Linked DNA regions of Homo sapiens: region 2 is linked to region 1. Evidence: chromatin contacts called from ENCODE Hi-C or POLR2A ChIA-PET data. All regions are on one chromosome and are shown on one strand. The core of a region is the stretch at or near the end of the contact, and the rest is flanking DNA. Distances in the headings are between cores, read along the strand shown. Region 1 holds the start of TIGD1 (tigger transposable element derived 1). Region 2 holds the start of GIGYF2 (GRB10 interacting GYF protein 2).

Region 1 (5,712 bases), core at 154-2,653:
TTCGTAGAGGGACAGGCTCAGTTAAACAGCAGGATAGAGAAGAGGTCGGGCAAAGACTTTCTCAAGTAGCAGAGACCTCTCAGCAACCAGAAAACATTCCTGAGGACCTACCTGCCTGGAGTGTTGGAAATCCAGTATTCCCTGAATTTGCACAGTACTCTCTGTATTGGAAACACCCCAATTTCCCATCAAAAGCACCAGGTCACAACCTAAACTAATAGTAATTCCACTTTACGTTTATATCGCAATAGTTAGCAATGTTCACAAGCATCTTTAAGCATCGCTGAGTGTGATCTGACCCTTATCACACCCCGGCGTGGCAGCAGGGTCCTAGCCACTAATGTGGTTTGAGCAACAATGGCTTAGAGGCTGGGTAACTTTTCTACAGTCAAACAGATGGTAAGTGGTGAATCTGGGACTAGAAATCCAGGTTTTCGGATGAAGAGACAGTCGATTTACTAGACTACTAGAAGAGAGGAAGGAACATATTCTACCTCAAGATACAATCCTTGGAGGGGGATAAGTAAAGATACTTCTGCATTTTCTCTCTGTACCTCCAAACTGTTTGATGCTGAAACTAGAAACCGGAGCGGGCAGGAGAGGGCAACAAGTATACTTAGGTCTTGGCGAGTGTGTTGGAAGACGGGAACGGGAAGGGGAGGAGAAAGAAAGTAGGAAGAGTCTCAGGAAGATAATTCCTAAGCCAGCCTTCCACCGCGTCGAGGGCAGCAACCACATTACCTCATTGCATCCTCCAAACTCTACGACAAAGGGTGTTACCGTCCCCACTCTGCAGATGAGAAAACTGAGGCTCAGAGGGGAGAGGGAGTGTGTGGGGAAAGCTGGATTCAGAGGCAGCGCTGCCAGACTGCGGAAACACCCAAACCGCCGAGGTCCCCACCCCTCCACGTCGCAGGCAATCCGCATCCACCAGGGCGGGGCGTCCGAAAATCTCCCCCTACCGGGCGGCACAGCCACCCCTCCCCCGGGCCCAGCTCTTCGCCCTCGGTTCGGACGGCCCTGGGGTCTCCGGGACTCCGGTATCCATTGCTCCCCAGCCCCCTCCTCCCCGCCAGTCCAGGCCAGGTCCGGCCGCAGCCGGATCCCAGCAGGGAAGCCGGTGCCGCAGGGTTTGCGCCGCCCCAGCCCCAGCGGGGGCGGGCGCGGGGGAACTGTTCGGGGAAGGGGCCCCGGGGGCGGCCACGAGCCACTCACGCGTCGAACTTGTTGTTCATCCTCTCGCCGCCGCTGTCGCCACTGCCTCAGGGAGTGACTTCCGCTCCACCGGGTCCCTCAGCCTTGGGCCCGGGTACTTCCGGTTTTGCGCGGGGCGCAGCGGAACGTCGGCGCGCAGGCCCGGTTTGGAAGCGGCTATCTCGGGACGCCAGCTCAGGGCGGCTGCGCAGAGGGCTGGACTCAGCGGCGGAGCTGGCTGCTGGCCTCAGTTCTGCCTCTGTCCAGGTCCTTGTGACCCGCCCGCTCTCCTAAGGGAGCGTGTCCTGGCCCCCTCCCGCAGCGGCTCGGAAAAAAGGCAGCACCGCGTCGTTGACGGCGCGGGCTCTGGACTCGCTGCTTGGTAAAAACCTTCCTCTTCCTCCAGTGCGGGACGCACTCTCTGGTATCTCTTTTGACCTCCCGGAGGCTTTCCTTTGTCGGTCGCGGCGCCACTGTACTATGGCATACCTCGTTTTATTACGCTTCGCAGATAGGGCATTCTGAAAACAAATGGAGGGTTTGTGGCAGCCCTGAGTCCAGCAATTGTATCAGCGCCATTTTTCCAACAGCATGTGCTCACTTGGTGTCTCTGTGTTACATTTTGGTAATTCTCAAAATATTTAAAACTTTTTCATGATTTCTGTGTCTGTTATGGTGATCTATGATCAGTGATCTTTGATGTTGCTATTGTCATTGTTTTGGGGTGCCACATACAGCGTCTTTTATAAGACGTGGAACTTAATGTTGTGTGTGTTCTGACCGCTCCACCCACAGACCGTTCCCCATCTCTCTCCCTCTTCTTGGGCCTCCCTATTCCCTGAGACACAACAATATTGAGATTAGGCGAATTAATGACTCTGCAATGGCCTCTAAGTGCTCAAGTGAAAGGAAGAGTCGCACATCTCTCACTTTAAATCAAAAACTAGAAATGATTAAACTGAGTGAGGAAGGTATGTCAAAAGCCGAGATAGGCCGAAGGCTAGGCCTCCTGCGGCAAACAGTTAGCCAAGTTGTAAATGCAAAGGAAAAGTTCTTGAAGGAAGTTAAAAGTGCTACTCCAATGAACACACGAATGATAAGAAAGCGAAACAGCCTTATTGCTGATATGGAGAAGGTTTTAGTGGTCTGGATAGAAGATCAGACCAGCCGCAACATTCCCTTAAGCCAAAGCCTAATCCAGAACAAAGCCCTAACTCTCTTCAACTCTATGAAAGCTGAGAGAGGTGTGGAAGCTGCAGAAGAAAAGTTTGAAGCTAGCAGAGGTTGGTTCATGAGGTTTAAGGAAAGAAGCCATTTCCATAACATAAAAGCACAAGGTGAAGCAGCAAGTGCTGATGTAGAAGCTGCAGCAAGTTATCCAGAAGCTTTAGCTAAGATCATTGACGAAGGTGGCTACACTAAACAACAGATTTTCAATGTAGATGAAACAGCCTTCTATTGGAAGAAGATGCCATCTAGAACTTTCATAGCTAGAGAGGAGAAGTCAGTGCCTGGCTTCAAAGCTTCAAAGGACAGGCTGACTCTCTTGTTAGGGGCTAATGCAGCTGGTGACTTTAAGTTGAAGCCAATGCTTATTTACCATTCTGAAAATCCTAGGGCCCTTAAGAATTATACTAAATCTACTCTACCCGTGCTATATAAATGGAACAGCAAAGCCCGGATGACAGCACATCTGTTTACAGCGTGGTTTACTGAATATTTTAAACCCACTGTTGAGACCTACTGCTCAGAAAAGAAGATTCCTTTCAAAATATTACTGCTCATTGACAATGCCCCTAGTCATCCAAGAGCTCTGATGGAGATATACGAGGAGATTAATGTTATTTTCATGCCTGCTAACACAACATCCATTCTGCAGCCCATGGATCAAGGGGTAATTTCGACCTTCAAGTCTTATTATTTGAGAAATACATTTCATAAGGCTCTAGCTGCCATGGATAGTGATGTCTCTGATGGATCTGGGCAAAGCAAATTGAAAACCTTCTGGAAAGGATTCACCATTTTAGATGCCATTAAAAACATTCGTGATTCATGGGAGGAGGTCAAATTGTCAACATTAACAGGAGTTTGGAAGAAGTTGATTCCCACCCTCATTGATGACTATGAGGGGTTCAAGACTTCAGTGGAGGAAGTAAGTGCAGATGTGGTGGAAATAGCAAAAGAACTAGAATTAGAAGTAGAGCCTGAAGATGTAACTGAATTGCTGCAATCTCATGATAAAACTTTAACAGATGAGGAGTTGTTTCTTATGGATGCGCAAAGAAAGTGGTTTCTTGAGATGGAATCTACACCTGGTGAAGATGCTGTGAACATTGTTGAAATGACAACAAAGGATTTAGAATATTACATAAACTTAGTTGATAAAGCAGCAGCAGGGTTTGAGAGGATTGACTCCAATTTTGAAAGAAGCTCTACTGTGGGCAAAATGCTATCAAACAGCATCGCATGCTACAGAGAAATCTTTCATGAAAGGAAGAGTCAACTCATGCGAAAAGCTTCACCGATGTCTTATTTTAGGAAATTGCCACAGCCACCCCAACCTTCAGCAGCCACCACCCTGACCAGTCAGCAACCATCAACCTCGAGGCAAGACCCTCCACCAGCAAAAAGAGTACGACTCACCGAAGGCTCAGATTGATAATCAGCATTTTTTAGCAATAAAGTATTTTTAAATTTAGGTATGTATATTGTTTTATTAGACAATGCTATTGCACTCTTGCTGGTCTACAGTATAGTGTAAACATAACTTTTATATGCATTGGGAAACCAAAAACATTCATGTGACTTGCTTTCTTGTGTTGGTCTGGAACTGAACCTGCAATGTCTTTGAGGTATGCCTCGACCTACCTCCTTAGGTTGCTGTATGGATCCCATGAGACAGTAACTTATAGTAATGGCAGCTAATGTTAACATTTGAGTGTTTATTGTGTACAAGGAGCTAATCCTCTGCCCTCTGAGGCTTTCAGAGAGGTTGAGAGACTTGTGCCAGATACACAACTAGTAAGGGGCTGGTGGGAACCGGAAATGGCCCCACTGTCATCAGATTCCCTCCCTGATTGAAGTTCTCCCCCACTCTCCCTAACTCCTCTAGTTCTCTATAGCTCTGACTCTGCTCTTGCTTCAAACACACTGTGCATGCACAGACACAGACTCACACTGGAGTAAATAATACGAACTTGCTGGTGATTGAATCCCAAAGACAGCAATCCTGTGCTTGGAGGGAGGGCATATTTCCAAGGTCCCCTCCTGCCAGCATATCCTGTCGTCAGGCCTTTATGTGGCACTTTCACTTTTCTTTTTTCAGTTTTGTAATTTTTTTATTTTTTTTGAGACAGGGTCTTACTGTGTCATCAGGCTGGAGTGCAGTCACATGATCACAGCTCACTGCAGCCTAGACCTCCTGGGCTCAAGCGATCCTCCCACCTCAGCCTCCCGAGTAACTGGGACTACAGGCATGCATCACCACGCCCAGCTAAGTTTTGTATTTTTTGGTAGAGGCCGGGTGTCCCCATGTTGCCCAGGCTGGGTTCCTGGGTTCGTGGGCTCCTGAGCTCAAGCAGTCCACCCACCTTGTCCTCCCAAGGTGCTGGGATTGCAGGTGTGAGCCACCACACCTGGCCAGGAATGGATTATTTTTTGCACCTTATTTACAGATGAGGGAACAGCCTCAGGGAGCATAGGTGACTTGCCCAAGGGTGTCCCCTGGTTACCAGCCAAACTCGTGTGCCGGCTGTAATCTCAGAGCAGGACCTTGCCTCTCCCCCAGGAAGACCCCAGCCTTACTACCTGATTAGTGGGGTCAAGGGAGGCCAGTCAAAGTCTCCTCCTGGAATGAAGAGCTCAGTGGCTCTCTGTTAACTCCACACCTCCTCTTGCCTAGCTCTTCCTTGTCTTAACCATCCTTTGGGAAGAAGGGCCTGTTTTTCAGGCCGTAGAATCTTAGAGTGTCAGATTGGGTCAGAGTCAGGAATTCTGGACTTCAAACCTTGTTTAACCACCACTGTTGTGTGGAGTCCCGCTTACTCTAGGCTCAATTTGCCTATATAACATGGGGAATAATGACTCTTGCTTATCCATACTGCTGTGAGGAGCTCTTAATTAAAAAGGAGGCCAGGTACAGTGGCTTATGCCTGTAATCCCAAGACTCAAGTGGGAGGATCACTTGAGCTCAGGAGTTCAAGACCAACCTAGGCAACATAGCAAAACCTCATCTCTACTAAAAATTTAAAAGTAGCTGGGTGTAGTGGTGCATGCCTGTGGTGCCAGCTACTTGGGAGGCTGAGGCAGGAGCATTGCTTGAGCCCTGGAGGTTGAGGCTGCAGTGAGCCATGATCATGCCACTCCACTCCAACTTGCATGACAAGAGTGAGGCTCTATCTCAAAACTAAACAAAACAACAACAACACATCAAAAACTAAAAAAAAAAAAAAAAAAAAGAGGATTACAAAACTCAGGAAATCGTCTTGTGGTCAGTGGCAGAAAAATGCACATGAATGG
Region 2 (5,698 bases), core at 313-2,812, 150 kb before region 1:
AGCACATGGTTCCTTCTCCCTCCCAAACCTCAAGAGTCTCAAATGCTGTCAGGTACCAAAAAGTCATGAAGCCCTCTCCTTTCTGGTGAAGCACTACCATCACCAGTGTATTCCTTGATGTTAAATTTCGAAAGAAACATCATGTGACATTTTTCCAGTTACGTGCCACTTTTAAATACTTTTCTAGTGTCCTCTTCTGTTGTCAACATCTGATGTAAAAGCCAAGTACATATTCCAGTTTGAGCACATCAGAAACTGCTACACCAACTAGTAAAACACGTAAAACCATCAATGAATAAGAGAAAGTATTTGTGTTCTAGGCAAAATGGACAAAATAAGGCCAAAGCTACAAATATTAGAAGGAGCAAAATTAATGTACAGAAAGAATGACAGAATTTTTTTTTCTAATCTAGGAAGTCATTTGATTCTAAAAAGGACATACTATATAAAGAAAGAATACCTTCCCCAGGCACAACATTGGGAATCAAAACTGCCTTAATTCAATGTATGTAGCTCTAGAAAGGAAGCTGTTCACAGCTTCTAGCCCCATACTCAATTTCTTGCAAGTTAAACTGGAATACTTACCTTTCTTACAGAGAGACTACGTGTGTTTAAGTGCTTTGACTTGCAGGAAAACGAAAACAACAAAATAAAAAACACAGTACTAAATAATTAACTGCAAAACAACGTTATTGCTTCCCAAACACGGTCATACGCTCCGCTTCTTTCATGCCCCCATTCCCTGTTCGCTTGATTTATGTTTCAGTCGCAAAACAAGTATTCAGAGTGCTTTTGGAAACTGACACTTAAGGATAATGCCCATTTCAACCTGATGTGAACATTTGGGTCCCCAAGGCTGCCATGGGCTCTAGTTTCCCAGCCTCGGTCCCAAGGTTCCGATCATGGTGGCTGCACCTCGCCTCAGGCCTGGTCCAGACCCAGTACTCTCGCCACGGAAGGAGTCTCCTCCGTCCAGATGCTCTGTGGGGAAGGCAGGAGCGCACCTCCCAGGGACCAGGTGTGGACAGGAGAGCCGGCAGGAGCAGCTGTCTGGCCGCAGCAGCTGTTACCGGGCCACCCCGAGACTGGGCGGGTGTCTGGCGCGGAGAAGCAAGCAGAGGAAGGCGAGCCCTCCAGCTCCGAGCAAGCCGGCCTGACACTGCCCACCCCACAACCCTCCTGCCTTGTTCGGCTCCCCTCGCAATGCCAAGAGGCCCTGGCCTAGGGGCTTCTCGGCTCCTCGCGGCCGTGACGCGCCAGGGCCCTCAGCGCCCCTCGCCCAGGAGGAGGCTCCCTCCGGCCCTGCACCTGACCTGTCCCGTCGCCTGACGGCCCAAGCCGGCCGGAGCGGCCTGTGGGTGTCCATGCGGCCGGGCCAGCTCGGGCAGGAGGAGCAGGGGCGCGAACGCGGACCGGAGACACAGGCGGCCCGGGACGCGGCGGCGGGGCCGGGGCGCGGAGCAGAGCCGGGCAGGGGAGCGACACGGAACGGCTGGTTACCTGCGGTCCGGGACAGGGAGTCTCAGAACCCCAGTCAGTCCTCAGCCTCAACAACACAAGATGGCCGACACGTCGCCACGCACGTCACGTGACCGCGCTCCCGCTCCGCCACGCCCCCTGCTCCGCCCCCGCCCCTTCCCGCTTCCCTCCCCACTCTCCAGTCTCCCACGACATCCTTCCTTTCCGCCACCACCCGCCCCTCTGCCCAGACACGCCCCTGCCCGAGACCCGGATGAAAGGTTGGAAGAGGGCGGGGCCGTGGCAGTGCGCAGGCTCCCGCTGACCCCTTGGCAGCAGCCGGGTACCTGCCCTTGAGTTGAGTGGTGTTGGTGTCCAGGGTTGGGCCCGGACCAGGCACCGTGTGACTCACTGTCCTGTACGCCCAGAGCTCTTTTGCAGTTCAAAAGCCTCTGCATCACTTGCGGGCTGGTTTTCCAAATTAGAACTTTTCCACAGCTTTTAGTCCGGCATTTTTCTTCGCAGTTGCCATCCTAGAGCGAATGGGAAAGCCGCAAAAGCTGAAATTCAAAGCAGTTTCTCTACTTGTTAACAGTTCTGGTAGAACTGGGAATTCATTTCAGAGTGTTGTACTGGGACAGCTGGAAAGGACTTGAGAGCTCTGATTCCTTCCTAGGACATCTGGGGCTATAACCCTTTTACCTAGAGATGAACTATTTTGGAATTGACAGATAAAATACAAGACACCCAGCAATATTTGGGGCACACACTGAAAAATTGTTCGTTGTTTTTCTGAAATTCAAATTTAATTGGGCGTCCTGTGTTTGCTAAATCTAGCAACTCTATCCTTAGGCATCCCATTCTTGCCTGTGTCTCCAACTTCTTCCTTCCTACAGGATCCTTCCTGTCAGCTTTAAAGATTACTTGTGTCTCCCATCTTAAAATGGAATGTTAAAAACTCCAATTCTCATGCCGGGCGCAGTGGCTCACACCTGTAATCTCAGCACTTTGGGAGGCGGAGGTGGGCGGATCACGAGGTCAGGAGATCGAGACCAGACCATCCTGGCTAACACGGTGAAATCCCGTCTCTACTAAAAATACAAAAAAAAATGTAGCCGGGCGTGGTGGCACGCACCTGCAGTCGCAGCTAGTCGGGAGGCTGAGGCAGGAGAATCGCTTGAACTGGGGAGGCAGACGTTGCAGTGAGCCGATATCGCGCCACTGCACTCCAGCCTGGCGACAGAGCAAGACTCCGTCTAAAACAAAAACAAAAACCTCCAATTCTCGGCCGGGCAGTGGCTCACGCCTGTAATCCCAGCACTTTGGGAGGCCGAGGCGGCGGATCACCTGAGGTTGGGAGTTTGAGACCAGCCTGACCAACATGGAGAAACCCCGTCTCTACTAAAAATACAAAATTAGCCGAGCGTGGTGGCGCATGCCTGTAATCCCAGCTACTTGGGTAGCTGAGGCAGGAGAATCGCTTGAACCCGGGATGCTGAGATTGCGGTGAGCCAAGATCGCGCCACTGCACGCCAGCCTGGGCAACAAGAGTGAAAATCCGTCTCGAAAAAAACAAATAAACAAACAAACAATCAAAAACACCAATTCTCCCTCCTGCGACCCTGTTCCCTTTCAAAGCCAAGCTGCACCAAAGAATTGTTTATATGCACTTTCTCCATTTCCACACCTGGCATGCAATCATCAACCACACCGATGTGGCTTCTGTCCTTTCCTATCTGCCTATTGCTTGCCCTAAGAACACCCCATCCTACAGGTTGATAACTGGAGTCTTTCAGTCCTCATCTTGACTTCGTGTTTCCCTGTCTTCAATATGATTGGCCTCTTCCTACTTTCTGAAACACTTTATTTATTTATTTATTTATTTTTGAGACAGTTTCGCTCTTGTTGCCCAGGCTGGAGTGCAATGGCGTGATCTCCGCTCACCGCAACCTCCGCCTCCCAGGTTCAAGCGATTCTCCTGCCTCACCCTCCCAAGTAACTGAGATTACAGGCATATGCCACCACGCCCGGCTAATTTTGTATTTTTAGTAGAGACGGGGTTTCTCCATATTGATCAGGCTGGTCTTGAACTCCCGACCTCAGGTGATCCGCCCACCTCGGCCTCCCAAAGTGCTGGGATTACAGACATGAGCCACCGCTCCCGGCCTTCTGAAACACTTTCTTCCCTTGACTTTTATACCCTTACCGCTCAAAGTGGTACAGTAGCATCAACATCACGTGGAGACTTGTTAGAAATACAGAAACTCAAAGGAGCCCTTCACAGTCCCATTCTGCAGAATTCTACCCCCATAGCTTGGGAAAACATAGAGAGATCCCATTTCTAAAAAAAAATAAATACATAATAATTAGCCAGGCGTGGTGGCGTGCACCTGCAGTCCTAGCTACTTGGGAGGCTGAGGATCACCAGCCCAGGAATACAAAGCTACAATGAGCTATGATCATGCCACTGCACTCCAGCCTGGGCAAAAGAGCAAGACCCTGTATCTAAAACAAACAATCAAAAAGAACTCTACCCATCATCCATGTTGTTCTCTTCTCCTTGATCTTCCCCCTGAACTAAGTGCTCCAGATAGGCCCATGTTAAAAGATTCGTAAACATGACATTATGTTTTAGCCTTTGCACATGCTGTTCCATCCTGCTGCAATGCCGTTCCCAACACTTACCCACTTCTCCCCAACCTGCAACTCCTGCCAGTCCATGTGTTACTGCCTCTGTGCCTCCATTAGACCAAAGAATTTACCCCTTGAGCTGTTATTTTTAAGGAAAAAAGTAATACTAATACTTGTTATGTACTGACCACCCCATTAAAAACTTTCCTTGCACTGTCTCATGTGATCCTAGTAAGAGCGCTATGGAGCAATCCAACCAGGCTTCTGAGAGAAGTGCTTACCATATCCAAATCTCAACCAGGATTTCCAAGCCCAGGCTGGCAAATTGTAGAACCCATGTCCCTAACCAACTTGTCATGCCACCTCTCTGATGCCATGCCACCTGTACATTGCCTATACATATATTTTTTAAATTAAGATATAATTTGCACACAATAAAATTTAGCACTTTTAGTGCACAGTTCTGCAACTTGAGACAAATATATACAAGTGGCCAGGCACGATGGCTCACGCCTGTAATACCAGCACTTTGGGAGGCTGAGGCAGTCAGATCACCTGAGTTCAGGAGTTCAAGACCAGCCTGGCCAACATGGTGAAACCCCATCTCTACTAAAAATACAAAAAAAAGTAGCTGAGCATGATAATGTAGAACTGTAGTTCCAGCTACTTGGGAGGCTGAGGTGGGAGGATCACTCGAGCCTGGGAAGCAGAGGTTACAGTGAACTGAGATTGTGTGCCACTGCACTCCAGCCTGGGTGATAGAGTGAGACCCTGTCTCAAAAAAAAAAAAAAAAAAAAAAGCTGGAGAAAATCCCAGCTTTTAACCATTGTGAGTGCTGCATTATTCCATCCAGCAACCTCTGCAGCTGGTATTGCCCTGACACACAGTAAATGCTCAACAAACACCAATAAAACCCAATCGATTCTTGATTATCTACTCTTCAGGAAGGGTGCTTTCCTTTTCTCCTTTTAGTAACTCTGTCTTTCCAGTGTTTCACTAAATAGTGGTATTAAATTACAACGTAGACTGATGCATGCTTTTGTCAGGGATAATAAAGTTTTAGCCGTAGTACACCACTGATAGAAACAGAAGTTGAGAATAATAGATCATTTGAGGATGGGAGGAGGGTAAGGAGTTTAATCCAAAACAAGTTTAATTTGTTATGAGCACATAGCTAGGCGAGGTGGCTCACACCTGTAATCCCAGCACGTTGGGAGGCTGAGGCGGGAGGATTGCTTGAGCCTGGGAGGTCAGGGCTGCAGTGAGCTGGGATCACACCACTGCACTCCACCCTGGGCAGCACAGCAAGATCCTGTCTCAAAAAAAAAATTGCCAGGGGTCATCACCTGTGACAGATTGTATTTTTCTAAAGATGGCTGCAACAATATCTTCCATTTGACTTACTTTTCTAGCACCTTCACTATCCTTTCTAGAGGTAGAGTCTAATTCCCAGTCCCTTGGACCCTATCACCAATAGAAAGTGGTAGAAGTAAAATGACATGACTTCAGTGCTAGATCATGAGGTGATATGCCTTTCACCTTGCTTCCTGAAACAGTCTTGTTTGAAGCAAAAACAGTTTGGCAGTCCCTGAAGCTGCCTGAAGCGTA

The links. Hi-C counts contacts between places; a loop is a spot of excess contacts on that map. ChIA-PET counts read pairs that join two places held with the same protein, here RNA polymerase II (POLR2A). Pooled maps may share reads with other maps.
Region 2: a loop to region 1 is called in a map of B cell, with 18 times the contacts of the local background. The contact joins the promoter of GIGYF2 here to the promoter of TIGD1 in region 1. A Hi-C loop is called at or near these places in 12 of 168 maps with a recorded cell type or tissue (B cell, CD14-positive monocyte, CD4-positive, alpha-beta T cell and 6 more), 16 of 37 single-sample maps with no recorded cell type and 27 of 50 pooled maps. POLR2A ChIA-PET finds 5 or more read pairs at or near these places in 5 of 52 experiments (HepG2, MCF 10A, PC-9 and 2 more).

The regions. Positions count from the first base shown.
Region 1 is chr2:232,546,248-232,551,959 of GRCh38, reverse strand. TIGD1 (tigger transposable element derived 1) reads left to right here and starts at 1,403. Exons shown (of 1, transcript NM_145702.4): 1 at 1,403-5,712. The coding sequence starts at 2,078. The coding sequence ends at 3,853. It overlaps EIF4E2 (eukaryotic translation initiation factor 4E family member 2), which reads right to left and starts at 1,271. Exons shown (of 7, transcript NM_004846.4): 1 at 1,216-1,271. The coding sequence starts at 1,235. It overlaps MIR5001 (microRNA 5001), which reads left to right and starts at 1,387; the gene lies at 1,387-1,486. It overlaps CHRNG (cholinergic receptor nicotinic gamma subunit), which reads right to left. Exons shown (of 12, transcript NM_005199.5): 12 at 3,845-5,712. RefSeq lists a silencer at 891-1,260.
Region 2 is chr2:232,693,195-232,698,892 of GRCh38, reverse strand. GIGYF2 (GRB10 interacting GYF protein 2) reads right to left here and starts at 1,562. Exons shown (of 29, transcript NM_001103146.3): 1 at 1,501-1,562. RefSeq lists enhancers at 364-1,058, 1,059-1,755 and silencers at 1,260-1,589, 1,620-1,709.